2 separate regions of the Homo sapiens genome follow, and region 1 is linked to region 2. Evidence: chromatin contacts called from ENCODE POLR2A ChIA-PET data. All regions are on one chromosome and are shown on one strand. Each heading gives the region's core, a stretch centred on a gene start or an enhancer-like site at or near the end of the contact. The rest is flanking DNA. Distances are from core to core; before and after follow the strand shown. Region 1 holds the start of SERPINE3 (serpin family E member 3). Region 2 has its middle 52 kb from the start of DLEU7-AS1.

The links. ChIA-PET counts read pairs that join two places held with the same protein, here RNA polymerase II (POLR2A).
Region 1: POLR2A ChIA-PET joins it to region 2 with 20 read pairs in Panc1. The contact joins the promoter of SERPINE3 here to the enhancer-like site in region 2. POLR2A ChIA-PET finds 5 or more read pairs at or near these places in 2 of 52 experiments (Panc1 and activated CD8-positive, alpha-beta memory T cell).

Annotation. Positions count from the first base shown.
Region 1 is chr13:51,337,075-51,343,429 of GRCh38, forward strand. It overlaps SERPINE3 (serpin family E member 3), which reads left to right and starts at 2,617. Exons shown (of 10, transcript NM_001386375.1): 1 at 2,617-2,669; 2 at 3,710-3,787; 3 at 4,001-4,273. The coding sequence starts at 4,018. It also overlaps a transcript of INTS6 not described here.
Region 2 is chr13:50,752,999-50,759,434 of GRCh38, forward strand. It overlaps a transcript of DLEU7 not described here. Among named protein-coding and RNA genes, the nearest start is that of DLEU7-AS1, 52 kb to the right of the region's middle. RefSeq lists enhancers at 3,235-3,284, 3,315-3,364, 3,395-3,504. Within about 2 kb of position 3,281, at least 2 of the 41 ENCODE cell types and tissues checked have a DNase peak (open chromatin) inside an H3K27ac peak, as active enhancers do.

The sequences.
Region 1 (6,355 bases), core at 1,367-3,866, 580 kb after region 2:
TTGCCCTCTGGCTTGCTCTAGCTGTTCCCTCAGACTTCTTTTAACAGTGCCCATGTCTTCCTCAGTGGGTGTGCTCTCTCTTCATGGCAAAATCCTCAAGGTCAGGGCTACAAATGGGACTCCTCCTGTACAACCCCAGACAGGCAGCCCATACAAGCACAAAGGAGATGCCTACCTATTAATTATGTCCTTACTGAATTGAAATGCAATGCTTCTATCCATCACATTAGTTTGGTAGACCTTTGGATTTGAAAGTGATTTGTTTATAAGAATCGGCTAGTGAAAAATGTTAAACCATAATTTTTAAAAGTGCTGGGCCTCATAGCAGTCTACCTACAGGTGATTCACCACAGCATTCCTGGTAAATGTGGGCAAAGTGAACACGCATTACGAGCAAAACAGTCTGGGCTGGCCATCGAAAGGCTTAGAATCCTACAGCCAAGAGGGATTTTAAGAGACCTCATCCCTTGGCTCCTGACAGCACCAAGACTGTGATGAAGGGCATGTGCCTTAGTGTCAAGGTGGCCCTAGGTTCAAACCCCAGCTTGGCCTGGTGGGACCTTAGGCAAGATCTTAAGCTCTTCAGACTTAGTTTCTTCATCTGCAAAATGGGAATGATAATACATTCCTCATAGGATTGCTGTGAGGATTCATTGCAATTGTGAATGGACAGGGTCTAATAGAGTAGCTGGAACACAGTAAGTGCTCAGTAATGCTCTCTATATATGTTGTTAAAATTACAAATAAATATCTCCAAGAATGGAGCCTCACTTAGCAGTATAATGAACATCCATCCCAGCAAGATAGAAATAAACATGATAATCTCTGCTTAAATGGTCAGAGACCACAGTGACTTACCCAGGTTCAAGGCTGAGTACACAGAAGAAAAATCACTTGCAGTTCATCTTTCATTCATTCACACTTTGAAATGTTTAGCCTATATAGAAAATATATCCTGTATGTTAAATTTCCCTAGCATTTTTCCCGAAGGATGCTTCTTAAAAGCAAGTTAGAATGGCATATTCATAGAGTTAGAAAGAAATGTTTGTAGAAGTTACACAAACAACCTTTTTTTAATTTGGGAAATCTTTTTATAAGCTTCTCTCCACTGCTACCACTGGCAAATAGTGAATCAGCTGTTTCCCCTGGAATTCCTGCTACAGGCAGCTCACAATGTGACAAGGCAGTCCTCACAAGTTACTGCCGCTCCATCACCATCAACATCTAAAATACGCAGGCAGTGAGCAAGACTCTAAGTCCCATAGAAGCTGAGCCCAGGTTACTGGTTCACTGCCATATGCCCAGAACCTAGCAGCACAGTGATTTGTGACCAAGCAGGTGATCAAGAGATATTTGTTGGATGGATGGATAGGTGGATGGATGGATGGATGGATGGATGGATGGATGGATGGATGCACGGACAGACGGATGGATGGACAGATGAATGGACAGATGGATTGATGGATGCATGGATGGATGGACAGATGGACAGATGGATGAATGATATGCCCTCTCTGGGTGCTATAGAATAAGTTAAACCTGTTTATTCTCCTTTCATACTATGGCTTAGAGAATACCCTGTCCATTCACAATTGCATTGAATCTAAAGTAAAGATTTGGGGATATTTTATGTGATGCAATTATAGAACTGTAACTATCCTAAGACCTGTAAACAATCCCAGGTTTGGGTGTCAGCAATAAAACTCTTTAAAGTGAATTACCCACTGATTACAGGGGTAGTTGTCAAGTGAAAACAGTCCATTGATTTTCAAATATTAACACTTACAGATGCCTGAGAGATAATTATTAAGAATTGCATTCAGTTCTTCTTTAATCTGTAACCACATATAAGCTACCATCTATTTTGAACTTAATACAAGGCCTAAGTCCTTAATAAAAATGTATGTAATTCTGAATTGATCACAAGGACAGACTTTTGACAGAACCTGCTCATATTTTTCAAAAATATGTGTCTACTCGTTGACAACATGGTCTCTTTCTCAAATTAGTCATTGGACTTACGAACTGTTGTATCTGAGAAGAACCAGATTATTAATAACTCAAGTTACATATATAAATTAGTGCATTCACTTTGATAAATAATAAATGAGGCAAGTCACCCTGCTCCGAACTGATCGTGCCATATCTTGCGTTGTTTTCTCTTTTGCAGAATTTCTTTTCATTTGCTGAAAGTTTTAAGTCATGCCCAATGACTGATTTATTGTTTTCTTCACAGGAGGAGGGGGGAAGCATTAGGTACCTGGTACCCAGCAAAAGCCCAACAAGCAAAGTTATCAGTGGAATTCCTCAATGTGACAAAGGGCTGGATGAGGGGTTCCTTGCTGGTACAACCAGGTCACAAGCCTAAGAAGGCTTGACGGGTGTGGCTGGCTCTCCCCCCACGGCCCTGCTCTGTTCCCGATCTGGGCTTTGCTGCCCTGGGCTGGGCTGCTTCTCCTGGCTCTCTGCAGGACCTCCAGGCTCCAGGAATTTGGACCGAGTGGTAGAGACATCGCCGGCAGAGACGGCAATCGCCAGCTTCCTCTCTGTGCTGTCTTGTGATTCAAAGCAGATTCTGCTCCACTTTTTTAAAAGGGGAGCACATGAATGCTGGAGACCCACAAGAACAGAGTCGAGCAAGGAAACGTGCAACAGTGATACAAAAGTCTGTGAGTACGTGGCTCATTCGAGGTGAGCCATGACAGGGATTTGTTCATGGGGAGCCCAGGGGCATCAAGGTCTGATTGCTGAGAGTGTTCTTGTGGGAGATGGGAGGTTATAAGAGCTGTGAGAACCCTGGGGCTTAAGAGTTTTGCAAATGACCCTGGGCTGGGACACACACACACACACATAGAAAGAAAGAGAGAGAGAGAGAGCCCTATGTACCAAGGTCATCCAAGCACTGCATTTGTACTTGGCTGTAGGGAGGAAGGGTTGGAAAAAAGAGAAGATGTTTTCTATCTTGGACCTTTACCTAAAATAGGCACCATCGTGCTCAGTGGCCTTGCTTGTAAACTTCTACAGGAGGGTGAGTTGGAGAGAGTGAGTGTGAGCGTGAGTAGCAGGGTGAGCTGCTCACTGGTGAGTCCAGGAAGTGACTCTGGACCTCTTCTTACATCAGTTTGGTATGATACCACAGTCAGACAACTTAACAAAAACTGCTGCTGGCTGGATGTGTGGCATGGTCGTTGAAAACATTTTTTTACTTTGCCTTTCTCTTCTTGCATTATTTTCTAGTTAATGATCTCTCTTCCTTGGAAGAGTACATTTCTGGGGTAGGAACTATCTTTGTGAAAATATTCTTTTTTAGAGACTAATTTGCATCACAAGAATTCTGATATTCGAGGTACAATTAGTTCATGTATCAATATTTTAATTCACATAGGTATTCTCAAAATTTTATATACCACTCATAGAAGACCAGGATTTGAGTCACAGCACTGTTTCTTTCCCCATACAAATGAGTCACTGGGCCTCAAAGGTTCAATCATCCTCTTTATAGATGAAATATAATAACAGATACTAGTGAGATTGTTGGGATGATTAACTGCAAATGTACAAAGTCCTTTTTAACATAGTAGATAATTATTTATTATTATTCCTGATAGACACAGCACAGCTATAAGCTGACTATATACCAAGAACAATGAGTAGGATTACCTCTTACATTTCTTTTCCCAACATAATGCTTTGCTTCTGATCTGACCAGGGCTTTGCTAAAGTCACACATCCAGTAAGTGGCCGAAGCAGATCTTCAGACCCACAGTTTGGCTGCCAAAGGACCACAGTGAGTATTTCTAATGCTGAAACAAGAGGGTGCAGCTCTGCAGCCCAGACGGCTGGGCCTCAGGGTAGGTAACCAAGACAGCTCAATGCATCTCTCCCTCAGCCGTCCCTAGCCCCTAAAAACAGAGCTGGGGGTCCCAGTCCTCTGTGGGACATGGCCCTCTTTCATCACCAGCTTCCAGCCTACCCTGCATCTCTTCCCTCTGAATTGCAGGAACCCTCCCAGCCTCCATGCCGCCTTTCCTGATCACCCTCTTCCTCTTTCACTCTTGCTGCCTCCGAGCAAATGGCCACCTCCGTGAAGGAATGACATTGCTGAAGACTGAGTTTGCACTTCACCTCTACCAGAGTGTGGCCGCGTGTAGAAATGAGACGAACTTTGTCATCTCTCCTGCTGGTGTGTCCCTCCCCCTGGAGATCCTGCAGTTTGGAGCAGAAGGGAGCACTGGTCAGCAGCTGGCAGATGCCCTGGGGTACACTGTCCATGGTAAGAGGCCTGCCCACGTGCACACTCACTTACCCTCCTGTTCACACTCACACTCTCTCCAGCTCACCCTCCTGCTCACACTCACACTCACTCTCTCCAGCTTACCCTGCTGCTCATACTCACACTCACTCTCTCCAGCTCACCCTGCTGCTCAGGCTACCTGGGAGATAGGGAGCTCAGCTCCCTATGGTGTGCACATGGGGAAGAGTGATCACTGGACAGGTCTGTGACAGAAGGCATTCAGACTTTGGGATGGTGGTGACCCTTGAATTTTAAGGTTCCCTTCTAACCTAATAGGTTTCATGGCAATGTTTCAGTTTCATTTGACACACCCTAGCATAGTGCCTTCCTAGGTGCCAGGCAGTGCTGGAGGCACTTACAAACATTAATTGAATTAATTGTCACAACAGCTCTGTTGAGGATGATAATTTTATTATCATCCCAATTTCAGAGATGAGCAAATAGGCATGGAGAGTTGAAGCAACTTGCTCAAGTTCACAGAGCCAATAAGTGACAGAGTTGGGACTCAAGCCCAGGCTGCCTGGTTTAAGAGCCCATGCTTTTGACCAACCTGCTTTTATAAATCTGTGACTTCTAGCCAGTGCCAGATCTGCCAGCTTATTTCTATGGATTATGTATTTTAGAGCGGCTTTGCCGGCAGCAGCATGAGTCTTTCGAATGCCAGGTCAGCTTCCCCTCTGCTTACGCTCAGTGCCTCAGCTCAATGCCTGGCCTCAGAACCAATCTACCAACTCCAGCTAAAACAGATACTCACACACATTAACATTTTTCTTCCTAGACTAGGATCTAGGAATTCAGCAAAGACAGAACAAAAAAAAAAAAAAAAAAAAAAGAGGCTATGAGCTCTGCGGCCTCACGTTCATTCAAAGTGGAATGAAGCTGTCCTAGGCAGGGTCATCCCGGCCTACCCATTCTTCACCCTGTGGGTGAGCAGGGCAGTAAAGCCCCACCACCTATACCTGGGTGACACTGAGCACCTTTGTTAATCTGTCTGGGCCTCTGCTCGCTCATATATAAAATGGGGATAATAATAGCCCTCAATTCACAGGACTGTCAAAAGCATTCAGTGTGATCAGGAGTGTTGAGTGTTTAGCACAATGTCTATGAACACAGTCAACCTCCGGCATTTTTTACCCTGTCATTGCATATTCTGGCAGGTCTAAAAATGTTCTTCCTGTGTGCAAATGTGCATGGACAAACTAGGCTAGGGCAGAGAAAAGATTTCACACAAAAATTCACTTCAAGCCAACTTACTCTACTATTTTAATGTTTCTGACTAAAAGAATGTGGGTCCCCTGGCCCAGAGAGGGTGGAAAGATGGAGAGGAGAGTTCTGTGACCATTCCTCAGGTCACACCACACTATGGACAAGGGAAGTGTTTCAATTCTTCTCTGCAGACAGTCAACATTCCTAGGAATGTGATCTCAGAAATACATGTGACCTTCCTCGATAGAGTAAAATCTGATTATAAGTATGTTTTTATCCATTTTTTTCTTACTACACTCAAATGCAAGCACTTAAGTTAGGCTGATTCATGAGATCAAGATTCTGAGTCAGTCTTTTGCAATTGTGGATTCTCAGGAGCAGCTTCGGTAGTGAACATATTGTGGACAAGTGATGTCTGCCTACTATTGTCCTCTGCAGCCTCGTTTGGCTGGGGACCCTGGCCAGGGTGGACTCTGGGTTCCCGTGCCTCCAGAGAACATTAGCCAGGAAACTCAGGGGTCTGCTGCTGCCTCCTGGCTTGGCTTCTGCAACATGAAGGGTGTCAGAGGGGACAGACCCCAAGTGAGTGAGAGTTTCATCCCAGTGAAAACCAGCCGGAGCCAGGTAGTGGAGGAAAAGATACCCAGCATTTTGTCTTACAGGGAGGGTTTGTAGATAACTGCAGGGCTGTGCCTAAAAGGGAGTAGAAGCAGCCTAAGCAAGGGGGCTTCACTTCTGGAAACACTCAGCTTGCATGTGTCAGGAATGAGAAGCTTGGGGTACGCCACTGTGTCTGGACTCACCAGTGGGCAAGAGCCCTCGTTCCAGCTATGGGATGCCTGGGGGAGGACAGAA
Region 2 (6,436 bases), core at 2,031-4,530:
CCTCGTCCCCACCAGATTAGCTACATAAAGAGTGTTGACACAAAGTTTCTCCAAGTCCCCACCACAGTACCTAGATACAGAGTGTCGATTGGTGCATTCACAAACCCTGAGCTAGACAGAGTGCTGATTGGTGTGTTTACAAACCTTGAGCTAGATACAGAGTGCCGATTGGTGTATTTACAATCCCTTAGCTAGACATAAAGGTTCTCCACATCCCCACCAGACTCAGGAGCCCAGCTGGATTCACCCAGTGGATCCCGCACCAGGGCTGCAGGTGGAGCTGCCTGCCAGTCCCACGCCATGCACCTGCACTCCTCAGCCCTTGCGTGGTCAATGGGACTGGGCGCCCTGGAGCAGGGGGCGGCGCTCGTTGGGGAGGCTCGGGCTGCACAGGAGCACACGGAGGGGGTGGGAGGCTCAGGCATGGCGGGCTGCAGGCCCCGAGCCCTGCCCCGTGGGAAGGCAGCTAAGGCCTGGCAAGAAATTGAGCACAGCACTGGTGGGCCGGCTCTGCTGGGGGACCCAGTACATCCTCCACAGCCGCTGGCCCGGTTGCTAAGCCCCTCATTGCCCGGGGCCAGCAGGGCAGGCCAGCTGCTCTGAGTGGAGTCCCCCGAGCCCACGCCCACCCGGAACTCGCACTGGCCCGCAAGCACCGTGCGCAGCCCCAGTTCCCACTCAGGCTTCTCCCTCCACACCTCCCTGCAAGCTGAGGGAGCCAGCTCAGGCCTTGACCATCCCAGAAAGGGGCTCCCACAGTGCAGCGGTAGGCTGAAAGGCTCCTCAAGTGCCGCCAAAGTGGGAGCCCAGGCAGAGGTGCCAAGAGCGAGCGAGGGCTGCAAGGGCTGCCAGCACACTGTCACCTCTCAGTGTCATTATTGTCGTTCAGTTTGAAGAATTTTTTAATTTCCATCTTGATTTCGTTTTTTGACCAAGTGCTCATTCAGGAGCAGGTTATTTAATTTCCATGTATTTGCATGGTTTTGAAGGTTCCTTTTGGAGTTGATTTCCAGTTTTTTCCCACTGTGGTCTGAGAGAGTGCTTGATATAATTTCAATTTTCTTAAATTTATTCCAGCTTATTTTATGGCCTATCATATGGTCTATCTTAAAGAAGGTTCCATATGCTGTTAAATAGAATGTGTATTTGCGATTATTGGATGAAATGTTCTGTATATATCTGTTAAGTCCATTTGTTCCAAGGTAGTTTAAATCCATTGTTTCCTTGTTGAGTTTCTGTCTTGACGACCTGTCTAGTGCTATCAGTGGAGTATTGAAGTCCCCCACTATTATTGTGTTGCTGTCTATCTCATTTCTTAGGTCTATTAGTAATTGTTTTATAAATTTGGGAGCTCCAGTGTTAGATGCATATATGTTTAGGATTGTGATATTTTCCTGTTGGACAAGGCCTTTTACCATTATATAATATCCCTCTTTGTCTCTTTTAACTGCTGCTGCTTCAAAGTTTGTTTTGTCTGAAATAAGAATAGCTATCTCTGCTCCCTTTTGGTGTCCATTTGCATAAAATGCCTTTTTCCACCCCTTTACTTTAAGTTTATGTGAGTCCTTATGTGTTAGGTGAGTCTCCTGAAAGCAGCAGATAGTTGGTCAGTGAGTTCTTATCTATTCTGCAGTTCTGTATCTTTTAAGTGGAGCATTTAAGCCATTAACATCCAGTGTTAGTATTGAGATATGAAGTACCATTGCATTCATTGTGCTATTTGTTGGCTGTGTACCTTGGTTTTTTTGTTTTTGCTTTTTAAATTGTATTTTTGTATTATAGGTCCTGTGTGATTTATACCTTAAAGAGGTTCTGTTTTGATGTGTTTCCAGGATTTGCTTCAAGATTTAGAGCTCCTTTTAGCAGTTCTTGTTGTAGTGGTTTGGTAGTGGCGAATTCTCTCAGCATTTGTTTGTCTGAAAAAGACTGTATCTTTCCTTCATATGTGATTCTTATCTTCACTGGATACAAAATTCTTGGCTGAAAATTGTTTTGCTTGAGGAGGCTGAAGATAGGGCCCCAATCTCTTCTAGCTTGCAAGGTTTCTGTTGAGAAATCTGCTGTTAGTCTGATAGGTTTTCCTTTATAGGTTAACTGGTGCCTTTGTCTCATAGCTCTTAAGATTCCTTCCTTCGTCTTAACTTTAGATACCCTGATGACAATGTGTGTAGGTGATGATCTTTTTGTGATGAATTTCCCAGGTGTTCTTTGTGCTTCTTGTATTTGAATGTCTATGTCTCTAGCAAGGCTGGGAAAGTTTTACTCTATTATTCCCCCAAATATGTTTTCCAAACTCTTAGATTTCTCTTCTCCCTCAAGAACACCGATTATTCTTAGGTTTGGTTGTTTAACATAATCCCAGACTTCTTGGAGGCTTTGTTCATATTTTCTTATTCTTTTTTCTTTGTCTTTGTTATATTGGGTTAATTTGAAGACCTTGTCTTTAAGCTCTGAATTTCGTTCTTCTACTTGTTCAATTCTATTGCTGAGACTTTCCAGAACATTTTGTATTTCTATAAATGTGTCCAATGTTTCCTGAAGTTTTTATTGCTTTTTTTTATGCTATCTATTTCCTTTAATATTTCTCCCTTCACTTCTTGTATCACTTTTCAGATGTCCTTGCATTGGGCTTCGCCTTTCTCTGGTGCCTCCCCAATTAGCTTAATAACTAACCTCCTGAATTCTTTTCCAGGTAAATCAGGGATTTCTTCTTGGTTTGTATCCATTGCTGGTGAGCTAATGTGATTTTTTTTTGAGGGGGGGGGCACGGTATTAAAGAACTTTGTACTTTGTTTTGCCATATTACCAGTGTTGTTTTTCTGCTTCCTTTTCATTTAGGTAGGCTCCGTCAGAGGCAAGGTCTAGGGCTGAAGGCTGTTGTTCAGATTCTTTTGTCCCATGGGGTGTTCCCTTGATGCAGTACTCTCCCCCTTTTCCTATGGATGTGGCTTTTTGTGAGCCAAGCTGCAATGATTGTTATCTCTCTTCTGGGTCTAGCCACCCAGCAAGTCTCCCCACCTCCAGGCTGGTACTGGGGGTTGTCTGCACAGAGTCCTGTGATGTGAACTGTCTATGGGTCTCTCAGCCACGGATACCAGCACCTGTTCTGGTGGAGGTTGCAGGGGGGTGAAATGGACTCTGTGAGGGTTCTTAGCTTTTTGGTGGTTTAATGTTCTATTTTTGTGCTGGTTGGCCTCCTGCCAGGAGGTGGCACTTTCCAGAGAGCATCAGCTGTGGTAGTATGGAGAGAAACAGGTGGTGGGCGGGGCCCTAGAACTCCCAAGAGTATACGCCCTTTGTCTTCAGCTGCCAGAGTGAATAGGGAAGGCCCATCAGGTAGGGGCAGGACTAGGCATGTCTGAGCTCAGACTCTCCTTCGATGGGTCTTGCTGTGGCTGCTGTGGGAGATGAGGGTGAGGTTCCCAGGTCAATGGAGTTGTGTACCTAGAAAGATTATGGCTGCCTCTGCTGAGTCATGCAGGTTGTCAGGGAAGTGGGGGAAAGCCGACAGTCACAGGCCTCATTCAGCTCCCACACAATTCAGAGGGCCGGTCTCCCTCTCACTGTGACCCGCTAACAACCCTGAGGCTGTTTCCAGGCAGTGGGCCGAGCAGGGCTTGAGAACTTGCCCCAGGCTACCTGCCTCCCAGCTGTGAAAGAACACAGCTTTTGTTCTTCCCCTGCCTGTGGAGTCTACACACCAGATTTGCACCCTCCCCTGATTTCCGGCCAGGAAGCTTCTTTCTGGGTTCAAATTTTTTCAAATTTCAGCTGGAGACTTCCTTCTTCCTGTGGTGTTTTCCCCCATACCTCTGGCTGCCCTCCCGAAGGATCCCTGTCATGCCAGGCAGGAATAGCCTGCTTGGGGACCCAGCGAGCTCCTGGGGCCTTTCCCGCTGCTTCCTCTACCCCTGTATTTTGCTGGGCTCTCTAAATTGGCTGAGCTCCAGGTAAGGTTGGAAACTTCTCCCGCAAATTAAGCCTTCTTTTATTTACTCCAGTGAGGGTGTGTGTTCAGGAGCGGAGGGTTTCCCTTTCCCACTTCTGCAGTTTGGGCACTCACAGTATTTACAGTGTCTTCCAGGTCCTGCAGGAGCAGTCCGCTTCTTTCAGAGGGTCTGTGGATCCTCTCAGGATTTCTGGTTTATTCTTGTCATTCTGGAGCTAAAATTCATGATGCAAGCCTCTGCACACTGCTCTGTCCATCTGAGTCAGAGCTGCAATCTAGTCCTGCCTCCCATCTGCAATGATGATCTTTTGTTGTTGTTGTTTTTTTAAAGAAATTAGCAACACAAAAGTGAGGCAGACGAACTAGTTGGGCTTCTAACTCAGCACCCAGATATAAACAAATTTAGTCATAGGAACCTTGACTTCAATTAATCTTCTCTGGTCATAATTCTTCTTGACTTATTCTCTGCTAATCTGCCATGCTAGGTTTATTGATAGACATCCAAAATGATCAGAGATTCTGAGATGTTACTTTTTCATTTCTGCTGCATGGCATTCTAGAGTTTCCCCACCAGCCAAACCAATGCAAAACTTGACTTTGTAAACTCGAGCGCTCACACCTTCAGTCTAGGTTTGTTTCTCCTGGCACACTATTCGTCATGCTTGTTACTGCAATCGATTTCTATTTTCCTCTAAACCTCCATCTTTCAGGCTGAACTTGATCACAGGCTGAGTGGATGGGTAGGGGATAGAATATGGAAATGTTTCTCTTTCTAAATGTGATTATAAAATAGGAATTTGTTATATCTTTTTCAGGCATATCCACAGCTCTTCAAATAAGCAATGTGATGTTAGCAAAAGTGCAGGGGCTCCTTGAGAACTTTCCAGGGCTAACCAGCTGCTGAGGAGTGGCCTCCAGGAAAGAGAGAAGCACTCTGATTCAGGCAGTGATTTACACCTAAAATACCAACTCCATCATATCTTCAGAACAATTCTTCTAGACCTTGCATCTAAATATGGTAAGTGTGAAATATATTTTATACCTAACTTGGTCCCCAGTATTATTTTCATTACCAAGATTTTTTTTTTTTTTTTTTTTTTTTTGAGATGAGGTTTAGCTATGTTGCCCAGGTTGGTCTCAAATTGCTGGCCTTAAGCAATCCTCCCACCTCAGCCTCCCAAAGTGGTAGAATTACAGGTGTGAGTCACTACACCTGGCCCCAAGATGTATTTTTAACCATAATTGGAGCAAGCAACATGTTTAATGGGGAAAATAGATAATTTTTGAATTTTGTGATTTGGAAGCTTATTGTTAACAGTGCTAAAGAAACGTTAAAAACACTCCAAAATGTGTCTTTAAGACTGTGGTACACATTGATCAAAGTGAGAAGATAACCAGTTAATTAAGGTTTCTTTTGTCCTTATTTCACTCTTGTATTAGTTATCCACTGCTGCATAACAAATGGCCCCCAAAGTGAGCAGTGTAAAAAAAATTTATTATGTCAGTTTCACAGTATTCACAGTTTCCGTGAGTCAGGAATCCCAGTATTTCTCAGCTGGGTGCCTCTGGCTCAGTAGCTTTCATGAAGCTGCAGTTAAGCAGTCACTTAGGGCTGGGGCTGTGGGGCTGTGGTCTCCACTGAAGACTCCACCGGGGGAAGTCAGCTCTAAGCCCACTTACCTGCTGGTTGCCAGGCCTCATGGGCAGTTGGACAGAGGGCTCTATTTCCCACTGTTGGCTGAAGGCCTCCCTCAGTTCCTTGTCACATGAACCTCTCCACAGGGCTGACTATAAACACAACTGGCTTTCTCCAGAGTGAGGGATGAGAGAGAAGGAGAAAGAGGATACTCAAGAAAGAAGCCATAGTCTTTTTATGACTAAATCTCAGGAGTGGCACTCCTTTACTTAGCTATTGTTTTCTATTCACTGGAAGTGAGTCACTATGTCCAGCCCACATTCAAGGGGAGAAGATTGCAGAAGGAAGCAAGGATAATTGGAGCCCATCTTAGGCTTACCACAGCCCCCATTTCCAAATATTTTAATGTGTAATCCTCAATGGAGAATGTCTTGAACTAGTGTCACTGAGATTCTTCAATCATTAGCTACCACAAGAAAATCGGAATTCCTTTGAAAATTCATTTCAAACTAGTTCATCCAATTTGCAAACACATTCCCTTAGACAGGGGTTGATTTATTCCTCATCTTTGTAACCTCCTTTTCCACTCCCCCCATATACATATTTTCCATTTTAAGCCTAGTCTATCAGCTTCATTTAGAGATATCTGGAAGGAACAAAGAAACAAACACAAAAATATCTGACTGACATAACATACTAGCTGTATGGCTTCAGTAAAATCACTTAACTATTATGGGTCTTGGTTCCTTCATCTACTGGAAGAATGGCTTGATCCCAATGATCTCTTAGGCCTCCCACAGATTTAGAAGTTTATGAGATTTTGATTCCATGTGTGTAAACTAGGGATGGAA